2 separate regions of the Homo sapiens genome follow, and region 1 is linked to region 2. Evidence: chromatin contacts called from ENCODE Hi-C data. All regions are on one chromosome and are shown on one strand. Each heading gives the region's core, a stretch centred on a gene start or an enhancer-like site at or near the end of the contact. The rest is flanking DNA. Distances are from core to core; before and after follow the strand shown.

Region 1 (6,202 bases), core at 1,654-4,153, 240 kb after region 2:
CGACCTAATTACTTCCCAAAGGCCCCATCTCCTAACACCATCGCCTTAGGGCTTAGGATTTCCACATATGAATTTGTCGGCGGGGAGGATAAAAACATTTAGTCCATAGCAAAGATTGCTTTATCTTTTGGAATCCTTAATTCCACGCAAGCAACACTTGCATGCAGTTTCCATTTTATAGATGAGGTATCTCAAGTTCAGAGAAGTTCAGTACCTTGACTAAGGACAAAACTAAAACAGAGCCGACTGAAGAATTGCAATCTTTCATTGTAGTCTACAGTTCAATAACAACACTGAATAGGGGTTGTGGGTAAATAAGGAATGAAGTTTTCTGTCTCCAAGGAGAAGGCATCCTGAGTCTTTGGGAGACAGCAGTAGTAATGGCAGTGAAAGCAGATAAACCTTGTTCAAAACAGGTTATCTGCTTATCAAAGCACCAACTACTGAGACATCAACTGATTTCCTCATGCTCAGAGCCTGTACACAAGAGGAACAAAGTTTGGTACCAAAAATTGGTGTGGTTCAAAGAAGTGGGGACTATACAATAAAGAAAAGCTGTATTGTTCTAAGTAAATTTTCTTTTGTATTTCATGAGGTCACAAATAGTTCTAGCATTTTTCCCCCTTGGCTTTCTTTTGGAGAGGACATTACAAATGATAGTGATTCGATGACAGACATTCTTTTTCCCCAAGTGGTTCAGAGCATTCCAAAGGACACAAGGCTATTTTTATTCAGTGGAGCTTGGGACTCTTGGTAGGAAAAGATCTGCAGTGCTGCTGTCCTTCTGATAAAAGGAACAAACATGTTCTTGAACAATCTTGAAAGGATGACACAGCTCATGGAAAATCCAGGAAATGCAGATGTTATTACTGTATGAGAATCACAAGACATGATCTCAGAGATAATTTAGTACAGCATGATTGAGCAGCAGAGGAATATGGAAATTTGTAACTGATAAATGGTGGTAGCTGGGCCAGATTTTGAGAGGTGGTTTGAAAGCTTTAACAGACAGATTACTTAAAGTCATTTAATGGATTTCAGCTCCAACACTGACTTATTTTAATAAACGAAATGCTAATTTGGGCCTCATGCATTCTTTTATATATTCAATTCATGAGGTTGGAAACATTGATCTTTATATTCCTGAGAAACAATTTAATTAGACCTGTAAATGGCTCTTAAAGTACAAATAATGAGAACCAACTATTTGGAAGTGACTTCAAGACTGGCTTGCAAAGAGTGTATAAGTTTCTATTTGATGGTGTAATTACCCATTTGCAAGAGTCACATACACAGGCCAAATCTCCTAATTGATTTACTTAGTAACATGTAACATTGAGGTCACATTACATTAGCAAGGGGAAATGGAAGGCAGAATTATTTACCTTGATACTATAAACGAGAATAAACAAATGATACTTCAATTATCTGATTCTTTCAAATGAGACATTTGAGGTATAAGAATCTGAATTGCATTGTTACTGAATTTCACATTGATACTAGACAGTCTCAGAGTCAGAAAGCCAACGTTTTACATAGAGACTTTAGAGACATTTTTGTCTGTGTAAGTAACTTTTATACAGCTCAATTTGCCAGTATGTGACTTATCTATTTATACATGGGCCAAGTACTTGACTAGTTTTTTAACTTTCCAGTTTTATAAAAATGAAAGTGAAAGAGTCCAAATACTATTTTCATAACTGTCAACTAATTCATAGTTACAGTAACCAGAAAATAGAATAGCGTGTAGGCATTGGACTGAACACAAGGACTTTATTGGATTTTCTTTACTATAATAATATTCCTGGACTTCCCAATTTCATGTGCTTGAAAAATTTAGAAAACATCTTGCTGTAAATCCATACTGCAGATTACTCAAAGGCTTGGGAATATGATTCAAGAGGAAATTCTTTAGATCTGGGATAATTCACTTCTATTTTTCAAGGGCTTTTGTTTTAAGGATACCTGGAAAATCATAAAATCAGATGGGATTTAAGAGTTATTTAATCTAGTGGTACCTATGCACCAGTCATTAGATCTGTGCTGGGCTGCCTGCCTACACATTTTTAGCTAATTTCCATGTCTTCAGACAAGAAAAATGTTTTCCAAGGAAAACAGTTCTTTTGGATTTTTTTTTAAGTGCAATTTCTGGGCCCTGCCCTAGATTTTCTGACTGAGCAAATTTATAGGCAAGGCCCTGGAATCTGTATTTTTTTAAAAAGCTTCCCCGGTGATTTTGAGATCCAGCCATTTGTGGAAACCCACTGATGTTAGTCCAATCTCTTTGTTTTCCAGATGCAAAATCTGAGGCCCACCTTGTCCCAGCTAAGCAAGTGAGGGAGAGGAATCCAGAGCCCTGACTTGTAATTCATTTTTTTTTTGTGTGCTTCTCATTCACTAGGCACATCTGCTGATCAAATCCTTCCCATACCCTCTGGATTCAGAACAAGAGGAAGTGCACATATGTCCACAACAATTTCCCAACACTAGGGAGTATTGATTTGCTGGGGGAGCAAGTGGCATCTCCCTCCCTGGAAAATTTTAAAACCAAAAGAAAAAGTTTAACTGGCTGATAATTTATAAATGAAATCCTCTCTGAAGATAGGAAGATGGGCTAGATAATGTTTTATCTCTTCTAGCCCTAACTTTCCATGCTCCTATAATTTAGTAACAAAAGGAACCCATGCACTTTCTTTTTTTTTAAGACAGTTTCTCCAGAAGCTTCCATGTGTGGAGAAACTTACTCTCTTCCTCCTTCTTCTATTTATCTTTTCTTATCTGAAAGGAGGACTACACTGTAAACATCTACATATGCAAAACCCATGCCTTTGGTACACACCTACCACTTTCAGATCAAACCGACAGCCTAAGTGGCCAGGCTGGCAGCTGGTTTAGGATAAATACAACAGCACCACCTTGTGTTGCGTTTCTGGGAGAATTTACCACTTCAGCAGGACAAAGACTTGGGCCGGGATGGGTGGCTCAGGATACAGCAACTATTCCTTTACTTTCCCTGCTGGGAGCAAATGCTAGCCATTTCGAAAAACCTTTTTGTTTGTTATCAGCCTACAATTTTCTTCTATAAATTCTGTAATTTTTAAAATATAAAAGGTAGCTGAGAAATGGAAATGCAGAAATAAACATATATTAATAAAAGCCTGGGTAAGCACAGTGCTATAGTAAATATTGTAGAGAAAAAGTTAATGTCAGCTTTTATTGCAAAAGACTTGATAGTAAATGTACATTTAATGCTATTGTGATTTAACACTTTCTCTAAAGATTCTCCCATATTTGGGGAGGTAGCTTTTAAACTATGTATTTGCCTATTAAGGGAAGAAAAGAATGTTTCACTTTCTCATAACCATTCTGGGTGAGCCTGGATAAAGTCTTTGTTTTCCCCAAGTATAGTTGTAGATTCACATATATAAATATATATAGATATATATGAATATATATATAATATTCATATTATACCTTGTATTCCCCAAGCATGGTTGTAGATTCATATACTATATGTGTACATATATAATATACATATGCACATATATATTTGCATCTTTGCTGTGGAGCAAGCTAAAAATTTAATATGTGAATATCAACATGGGACTGAAAGACCATAAAGACCAGAAAATCGACATATTTGCTAAACAAATATGTCAAATGTCTGATATTTTCAACAGAAAGAACATGACTAATTAAGGAAGATTATTTCCAGTTGTAATTTGAAATGTCAAGATTAGTGTAACAAATCAGCAATTCTTTGTCTCTGAAATCATCTGGAAAATTGAGCTAAGGCCTTACAAGCTACACATTATTATGGGAAGAGAAGTTACAGGATTAGAAAGTAGCAAACCAGGCATTCGGGGCCTTGCTGGGGCTGGCCATGCAGAAAAACTTACCCAGAAAATCCTGCAGAAAGCTCAGTAATGTTACTTTTAGTTGTAAAAGAGGATTTGGTCTTCAAAGTTTATTTGCCATTGTTCACCCAGTCTTTAGCACGTATATTTACTGTGCTGAGCTAATAACTTTGAATTAGACTTTACAAATAAGAAGGAAAAATTATGTCTTAGTTCCTCATGTGCTTTCTTGTGGAAGGCCAGACAAGTAGCACATTTGATTAGGCAATATTTCTAAGTTTTGGATAATTTTTCTGATATTGTATTCTCCAATTAAATTGTAATCTAATTTATAAAAATACTAAATATATAGTTATGAAGGGTGCACTACAATTTTAAAGAATGTGGAATGTTCAGGTGTGAATCATGAACTTGGAGGGCTTCTAGTAAATACCAGTTGGCAAATACAATGTCATATCAATATGAAGAAAATGCTCTTCTTTTCTTCAAACAAACGCAATCTCAAAAACTCCCAAGGGCTATTCCATTTGTGTACTTATCAGTCACTTGACTGCTTTCCTAATCACTGTTTTCTAGTCCCAGTTCTGTGCACAAAGGAAAGTTCCACCCCGTTCCCCAACCCTGCACTCAGGATCACTCCCCATCAAATGGTGCCTACCTGGAGCAGAATGTTGATTTCACACTTGCTCCAAATGTTCTTCTTCCTTCCATTAGACTTTCACTTAAAATTTATTTTTTGGTAGAATTTGAGTTCCAGGGAGAGTATGGACTTAATTTCTAGTGGCTCTTAATTCTGTACTGCCACCCAGATGGCTTCCAGCTACATGGCTTTTTTGTCACAGGACAAAGCAATGACTGTGGATAATGAAAAAATAATAATTTTCTAGAATGGTGGAATAATTTTAGACACTATTAGTGTTTATTAATTGGGTTGTGTATTAGTCTGCTTGGGCTGCCACAGCAAAATACCCCAGACTGGGAGGCTTAAAGAACAAAAGTTTAGGCCGGGCAAGGTGGCTCACACCTGTAATCCCAGTAATTTGGGAGGTCAAGGCAGGTGGATCACCTGAGGTCAGGAGTTCGAGACCAGCCTGGCCGACATGGTGAAACCCTGTGTCTACTAATAATACAAAAAAATTAGCCAGGCGTGGTGGCTTACACCTGTAATCCCAGCTACTTGGGAGGCTGAGGCAGGAGAATCGCTTAAACTCGGGAGGTGGAGATTGCAGTGAACCAAGGTCGCGCCATTGCACTTCAGCCTGGTGACAGAGTGAGACCCTGTCTCTAAAAAAAAAAGAAAGAAAGAAAGAAAGAAAGAAAGAAAGAAAGAAAGAAAAGAACAGGACAGAAGTTTATTTTCTACAGGTTCTGGAGGATAGAAATCCAACATCCAGGTGCCAGTAGGGTTGGTTTCTGGTTGCAAATGGTCACCATCTTGCTATGTCCTTACATGGTCTTTTTTCTGTAAGCATGGAGAGACAGAGAGAACGCTGGTGTCTCTTCTTCTTATAAGGGCACCAGTCTTATCAGATTAGGACCCCACCCTTATGATTTCATTTAACCTTAATTACTTTGAAAAGCTTATGTCCATATATGGTCACCCTAGGGTTAGTGCTTCAACACATGGAATTTTAGAGGGGACACAATTTAGTCCCTAATAGATGGTAACATAACTTGAACCTGGGAGGTGGAGGTTGCAGTGAGCTGAGATTGCACCACTGCGTTCCAGCCTGGGTGACAGAGCGAGACTCTGTCAAAAAAAAAAAAAAAAATCACCGAAGTTGGATAACCACAAAATGGATGTAATAACACAGCCCTGTCCTAACTTGGTTCTGACAGTGTCACATAGGAAAAACGTTTTAGAGTTAGAATTGCAACCTCTTGCTTCCAAGTGCCTATTTTACGTTAACTACTATGTTTTATTTTCCCAAATCTTCAACATTATGCTTTTAGAGGCAATTTTCAGAACTAGGTTTTTTTTTCTTATTTATACGCTGAAGTGTTATATATGTGATAAACAAGAAGACAAAATGACAGAAAGGAATTAAAGTCAATATAATCACCCCTGTTAAGCCATTATGTGTTTCCATTAGAGCTTTTCACACTAGCTCCATAGTCTAAGTTATTTCACTTCTCTGAGACCTGGCTCTTCCCTTGAAAATATATGATTAATAGTCCCCATCTTAAACAGTTGACCTGAGGAGTAAATGAGAATATACATATAAAAGGTTCCATGAGGACACAGCAGTAAGTTTGCCATTTGCAAGTTTTTAGAACATAGCAGACTTCTAACAGAAACAATGTTATCCTCTGTCTTACTAAGTTTTATAGTATGATTTTCCATT
Region 2 (5,875 bases), core at 1,956-4,455:
GTTGCTCAGGTGATTATGTAGTCATTTCCAAGTATGGGAGCAGAAGTTAGGGAAGATAAACCAAGAAATAGAGGTAAGGTAATCTCATAAGATGATACATTAAGTATCTAAATTTATGCTCAATTTCAAAGTCTTAGATCACCTAAATTTCAAAATATCAATTTAAGGAGACACTTCATCCAACCATTCATAACCTTTAACACTACCAGCTAATATTTGAAACAACTAGAATAAGTAAACCACTGCAATACAGGAAGAAGAAAATAGCAGATTCACATACTGAGAAACTGATCTCTATTATTCAAAATCAGTTATTTTGACAGATTTGTAAATTAAGCCTAGGAATATTTTCTCTCAAACTCCTACTTGGTAAATTGCAAATGCAATTAGTGGAAATGCATTCAGATTTACTTGAATGAAGTGAATGTCAAAAATAAGTAGACAGCTAATAGTTTTATTACTGTCTAGTTCTTCTGAAACTCAAAGGCATTTTTAATTACCGAAGTGAAATGTTCCATGATGTTACAAAAATCTTTGAAGTGAGACCAGTTTAAAGTATAAAACATTTGTTTTTAAAATGTTTCTGACTTTCAAAAAACTCTCCAAGAAATTAGGAAATTATGTAAATATGCAAAACATATCCACAATATTTAGCCCTCAAACTTAAAAAAAAATGCTTTGTTGGCATAAACTCATTAGAAAACAAATAAGAGTTAATGTTTTAAAGAAGAACAACATAGATTATAAAGTAATTTCCAGCCCTGAAAATTTTCTTGTGCTACATGAAGATATTGTGGAAATGGCTGGGCCTTGCTAATTCCCTGACAAAGAGCTGAGAATCTGATCCTCCAGAGGGACAGAATTCCCATTATCACTTGAAATTGAGACTAAATGAGGTAATAGATATGCTATACCTTTGCATTTTATTAATGCCTATACAAATATAAGGTACCATCATTGATAGTACTAAAAGTCAAATTACCAAAAACATTTGTTTCTAAAATATTTTTGACTTTCAAAAAACACTCCAAGAAATCAGAAAATTATACAACCTTTCAATTTCAAATTATTTCAACGCCAAAGAAGGTCCATGCAGAGATGCAAGAAGAAAACAAGAATTAGACTGGGCTAAAATAAAATGAATTAATTATCAGGTGTACTTTGGTGAATTGAAGATAATCAAAATGTGGAATGCAGAAAGTGTGCAATTCAGAGCGCTGAAGATGGGAACAATTCACTGTAGACCCTTGACTGACTGCTTATAAATCATGGTCAGAGTGCTCCTAACTGATTTCACCTGCATTTTGAGATCAGCCCTGACCTAGAGTGACCCTAGGGAAAGAAGTAGATTGGAGTTATTTCTTGGGATTTGGACCCAGAGACTCCTGAAGTGTCCTCAAGAGCCACTAATAGAATGTGAATGGGTTTCTCAGTGTCCATACACTTAACAAGTATGGGCTTGTTAACAAAGTAAAGGGGCTAAAGTGGGACCGAGAAGAGGGCAGCTGCAGAGTTGGAAGCTTCAAATCCTTTCTTTCCTACATAATGATACATTTCAGGCATCCCAGTGGATGCCCGAAATTGTGCATAGTACCAACCCCTATATAAACTATGTTTTTTCCTATATGTACCTACCTATGATAAAATTAACTTATAAATTGGGCACAGTAGGAGATTAACAACAATATCTAATTATAAAATAGAACAATTAAAACAATATACTGTAATAAAAGTTATGTGAATGCAGTCTGTCTGAAAATATCTTATTGTACTGTACCACTGTAAATTCAAACTCTGGAGAGTGAAACCGCAGAGAAGTGGGCACTACTGTCCTCTTTCCATCTTTCCTTATTGATGCTTTTTTCCAATATGTGATTTGCATGGCTCATGTCCTCCACTATTCTGTTTACTGACACACTTCTTTGCCTCATCACAGCCATTCCTCTCCCCTAACAACTCCTCTTCCAAAACACAAGCTCTTGCACTTGAACACTGCCTGCCTTTTGCCTGCAGAAAGAAAAGCAGTGCCTTCAAAAGAGTACCTCCACAGTGACCTGTTAGGACTTTTATGACATAGGGAGAGCAGTTCCTCATTGACCTTTAAAAAGTTTCCTCCACAATAAATTGTGCTGCCTGCCATATTGCATCATTGAAAATATGACATTTTCTATTGGAGAACAAGTTACTCAAGCCAAATCATTTTTCTAAACTCACCGTAGCCTGGAATAACCATTTATTATTAAAACAATGACCTTTTAGAAAGTATGGTTATTGGTCTCTGTCATATTGTTTGAGCACTCCCAAGCTCTATGACCTTGGGCAACTTAACCTCCCTGAGCCTTGGTTTCTTCATCTAGAAAATGTAGACATTAATAAAGCCTGTATCACAAAGTTGTGAAGATCAAATGAAATCATCCATGTAAAGCTCTTAGGACTCTTTTAGCACAAAGTAAGGAAAATCTTAGCAGCTGCTGATGCTGTTGCTGTAGTTGTATTTATTATTGTTGTTGATTTTGTTACTATCATTATATGTGTAAAGGATATGCTTTTTTCATTTTCCCTGGGATCTAGTTAGTCCAGTTTTCACAATTATCATCTCACACATAGACACGGAAAAGAATCCAAAAGTTAAAAATACACAAAATTACTTTGGCTACATCCCTTATAAATGAGGAGACATTAGTATATTTTAAATAGTCTGTGAAAAGAAAAGAAAGGGGGAAAGTTCAGAATGTGGATGTAAGATAAAGGCTCTAAAAGGAGGAGAGACATTCCCAAGACTCTGGGCTAGGGATGGAAGAATGTTATGAGAGTTTCATGAGATCCCGGTGCACTCACATCATTAGAAAGCTTTTAATTTGGGCACCTTCATAATCTTCCTTGTTCAAAAGTGTTAACCTTGGTCTATTACAATGCCCTTACTCTCCTTAATACACGAGATTTTTCTCAATGAATTGCTTGCCTTGCCCTCCAAAGCCACGTTCCTCAATCTTACTTTCTCTTTTAGTTATCATCCACAAACTTCACCAAGCTTATACTTATGCTGCAGTGTGTGATCCATCTGACAGTCACTTCTTCACCTTTTGCAATCTGGCATACAACCCATCACTCAATGAAAAATATTCTCTCTGTGACCTCTTGCTCAGCTATGTCCTTGTATTTGTGAGCTCCAAAGGTCTGTTCTCTCAGTGCTGGTCTTCCAGGGCAGCTTCAAAGCATCTAATCCTCTCCTTCCCTTGGTGATACCATTCTTCCTTGGCTTCTATGATACTGCCCTCTCCTGGTTCTTGTTTGTGTGTCTCTGGTCACTGAGCCTTCCCCTCTAGTTCCTCTTCCTCTGCCTCTCCCTTAAGTGTACATATTCCCTAAGGTTCTGTCCTTAATCTTCCTTTTTCTCATTACTCCTTCCTCTAACTACAGTTATCTTGATTTTGAAGACCCAGGCTGCCAAATCTCCATCTCCGCTAGCACGATTCCGGAGCTGCATCCAGAGGGCCACCTTAGAGGTCTACCATGCCTCAGCTCAAGAGTCCCCTCATCCAGGTGTGCTTCTCCTCGGTGCTTTATTTCTTAATTAATTGCACCTTCATCAACTCTACCCTTCCGATTTAGAAGCCTCAGTATTATCTTTGATTTGTATTTCTGTGTCAATCACAAATAAAATCAACAATCAAACCCAATTACTTCTGTCTACAACATCTTATTTCCAATATCTGGCTCTTTCCTCCTCAAAAATCTTCAATGGATCCCAATTGCCCCTCGAGAATAGAATGAAGATTTTTAAGAATGAGATCAAAATATTACTAGGCAATGATCTTCCTTTTGGGCATGAATACTCATTATCTTCATGAATTCTATGCTTTTTCTTCTACCAGACATTTCCTGATCATACAAACACTTTCAAGCTTTTGAATCTTGGCACATGAAATTGCCCTAAGCTGGAATATCCTTTCTTCTCTCCAACTACTGGAATCCTATCTATCTTTCAAGTTCAAATACCAACTTCTCTCTGTAGCCTTCTTTGATATTCACAGAATTCATCCCTCTTTATGCTGTGATCATATATGATTTTGTGTTAACACATTTAAAGCATTTAAGTCATGCTTATTAACACATTTTCTTTACCTGAATTTCAGACTCATATTTAATTCCCCAACAATCATCTCCACTGGGTTAACCCTCAAGTCCCTCAGATTCATTACACTCAAGTTGAACACACCCTGCTGACTGGACTTGGTCTTCCTGCAGTGTGCTTTCTGCTGGGAGTCACCCTTCATTCTTCCATCTCTTTCTAATTTCACACCCTGCCTAAATGATTCTAGCTTCTAAATATCTTTCTAAGGTATTCACATCTCTTCCCCCACTATTAATAAACTAGTTCATACCAGCATATTTTATTATTAGTTTTCTTCCTCTGGTCAATGATTAATCAATTGATTAGAATTGCTAATAAAAAAAGATCAACTCTCAGTTCAGGAAAATAAATATCAAGTTATATAATCTATATGTAGTCATATAGCCTTTATAGTTTTCTGCCTTCTCTTTTAACTTCCATAGGGCAACTCACTATAGTAAAGCCTTTTGTGTTATTAAGTTATCTCTTGGTAAACCAAGTTAAAAATTAATTTAGTGGTCCAGTATTCAGATATTTTTCTATTTAGTTATAATAAAAGCTAAGAAGCCATCATATTATTCTTCATTTTCTTTCTCTGACCAATGTCTAATACATGACTTAGAGAAATTAAATGTTACTTTTATGTGGGTCAAGTCCAATCAACTAATAAAAAACAGGATATAGACATCTGAAAACAATGTACCTATTAAAATTTCCTTTTATACTTTCTTTTCAAAGTGTTTAAATTAGAGTTTAATGGAAAGTATGAAGTAATTTACTTATCCAGCTTCTACGGCCAAAATGGAATGTGCTAATTTTATTAATCTGAACAATGGTGGCTTGCATTTGAAAAGCTCAAGAAACAGCGACGCACCATGGGGCTAATCACTTCAAGTTTTCTTTTCTTTATCTCTGCCCATTTTGCAAGTTCTCATTATTTGCATGAAGACTCTCAGAGAATTACCAGACCAGAAATGTAACCCATTGTATTCTTTCTTCTAAAAGGGGTAGAAATCATTTTTGAGATCATTTTCAAAATTGGAACATTGCTGAAAGGAAAAAAATCAAATGGATCGATAACCTTGAGCTTAAGGAAAAACTGTATGTTAAGCAAGCAATGGTTGTGACATAAAGTAATAATATTACTCATTAAGTAAATTTTTTTTAAACTTTCACATAAGTTTAAATAACCACTAACAGAATTTTATCTGATACAATTATAAATGGAATTAATGACAATAGTTTACAACCTGATTTCAAAAATTTGTTTTTTTATGTGTTTTAAGGAATTCCACATGCTTATTTTGCGCTGGGGAATTAATTTGAAATAGCAAATTGAAGGATGCTAGTAGGTATGTACTATACTGATATGGACAGGAGACAGGGAAATACTGGGTAGAAGAAGGCAGTTCCCCGGCAAAGGCCCCACCCTCAAGCCTGGATACTCATGGCCCTAAATGAGAACAAATATTCCTGTTTTCGCGCTCCTCTTTGGTCCGCCACATCCCCTATCCTGCACCCACATAAACCCCAAATCCCAAGCTCCAGAGCAGACCAGCAGGTGAGGACACAGGAGGCAAGCAGACCGACAGTGGAACAACGCGGCAGAGAGAAAGAAGAGTAGGGGCATCTGGATGCTGAGAGGAGTTTGGCTGGGGGTGGTGCAAGAGGAGTTTTGCCTCCGGCCGCTGGGTGGCCCAACTCCAGGGGAAGATACCTTCCCACTCCATCCCCCAGCCCCCGCCCTTCCAGCTTCCCATC

What was found. A loop is a pair of places that touch in the nucleus more often than their neighbours do. Pooled maps may share reads with other maps.
Region 1: a map of endothelial cell of umbilical vein shows a loop between it and region 2 (4-fold over the local background). The contact joins two enhancer-like sites. A Hi-C loop is called at or near these places in 2 of 168 maps with a recorded cell type or tissue (IMR-90 and endothelial cell of umbilical vein), 2 of 37 single-sample maps with no recorded cell type and 9 of 50 pooled maps.

The regions. Positions count from the first base shown.
Region 1 is chr13:33,721,113-33,727,314 of GRCh38, forward strand. No RefSeq gene overlaps it. Among named protein-coding and RNA genes, the nearest start is that of RFC3, 94 kb to the right of the region's middle. RefSeq lists a silencer at 2,833-3,002. Within about 2 kb of position 2,904, at least 10 of the 41 ENCODE cell types and tissues checked have a DNase peak (open chromatin) inside an H3K27ac peak, as active enhancers do.
Region 2 is chr13:33,484,771-33,490,645 of GRCh38, forward strand. It overlaps a transcript of STARD13 not described here. Among named protein-coding and RNA genes, the nearest start is that of LINC02344, 150 kb to the left of the region's middle. RefSeq lists an enhancer at 4,714-5,290. Within about 2 kb of position 3,206, at least 2 of the 41 ENCODE cell types and tissues checked have a DNase peak (open chromatin) inside an H3K27ac peak, as active enhancers do.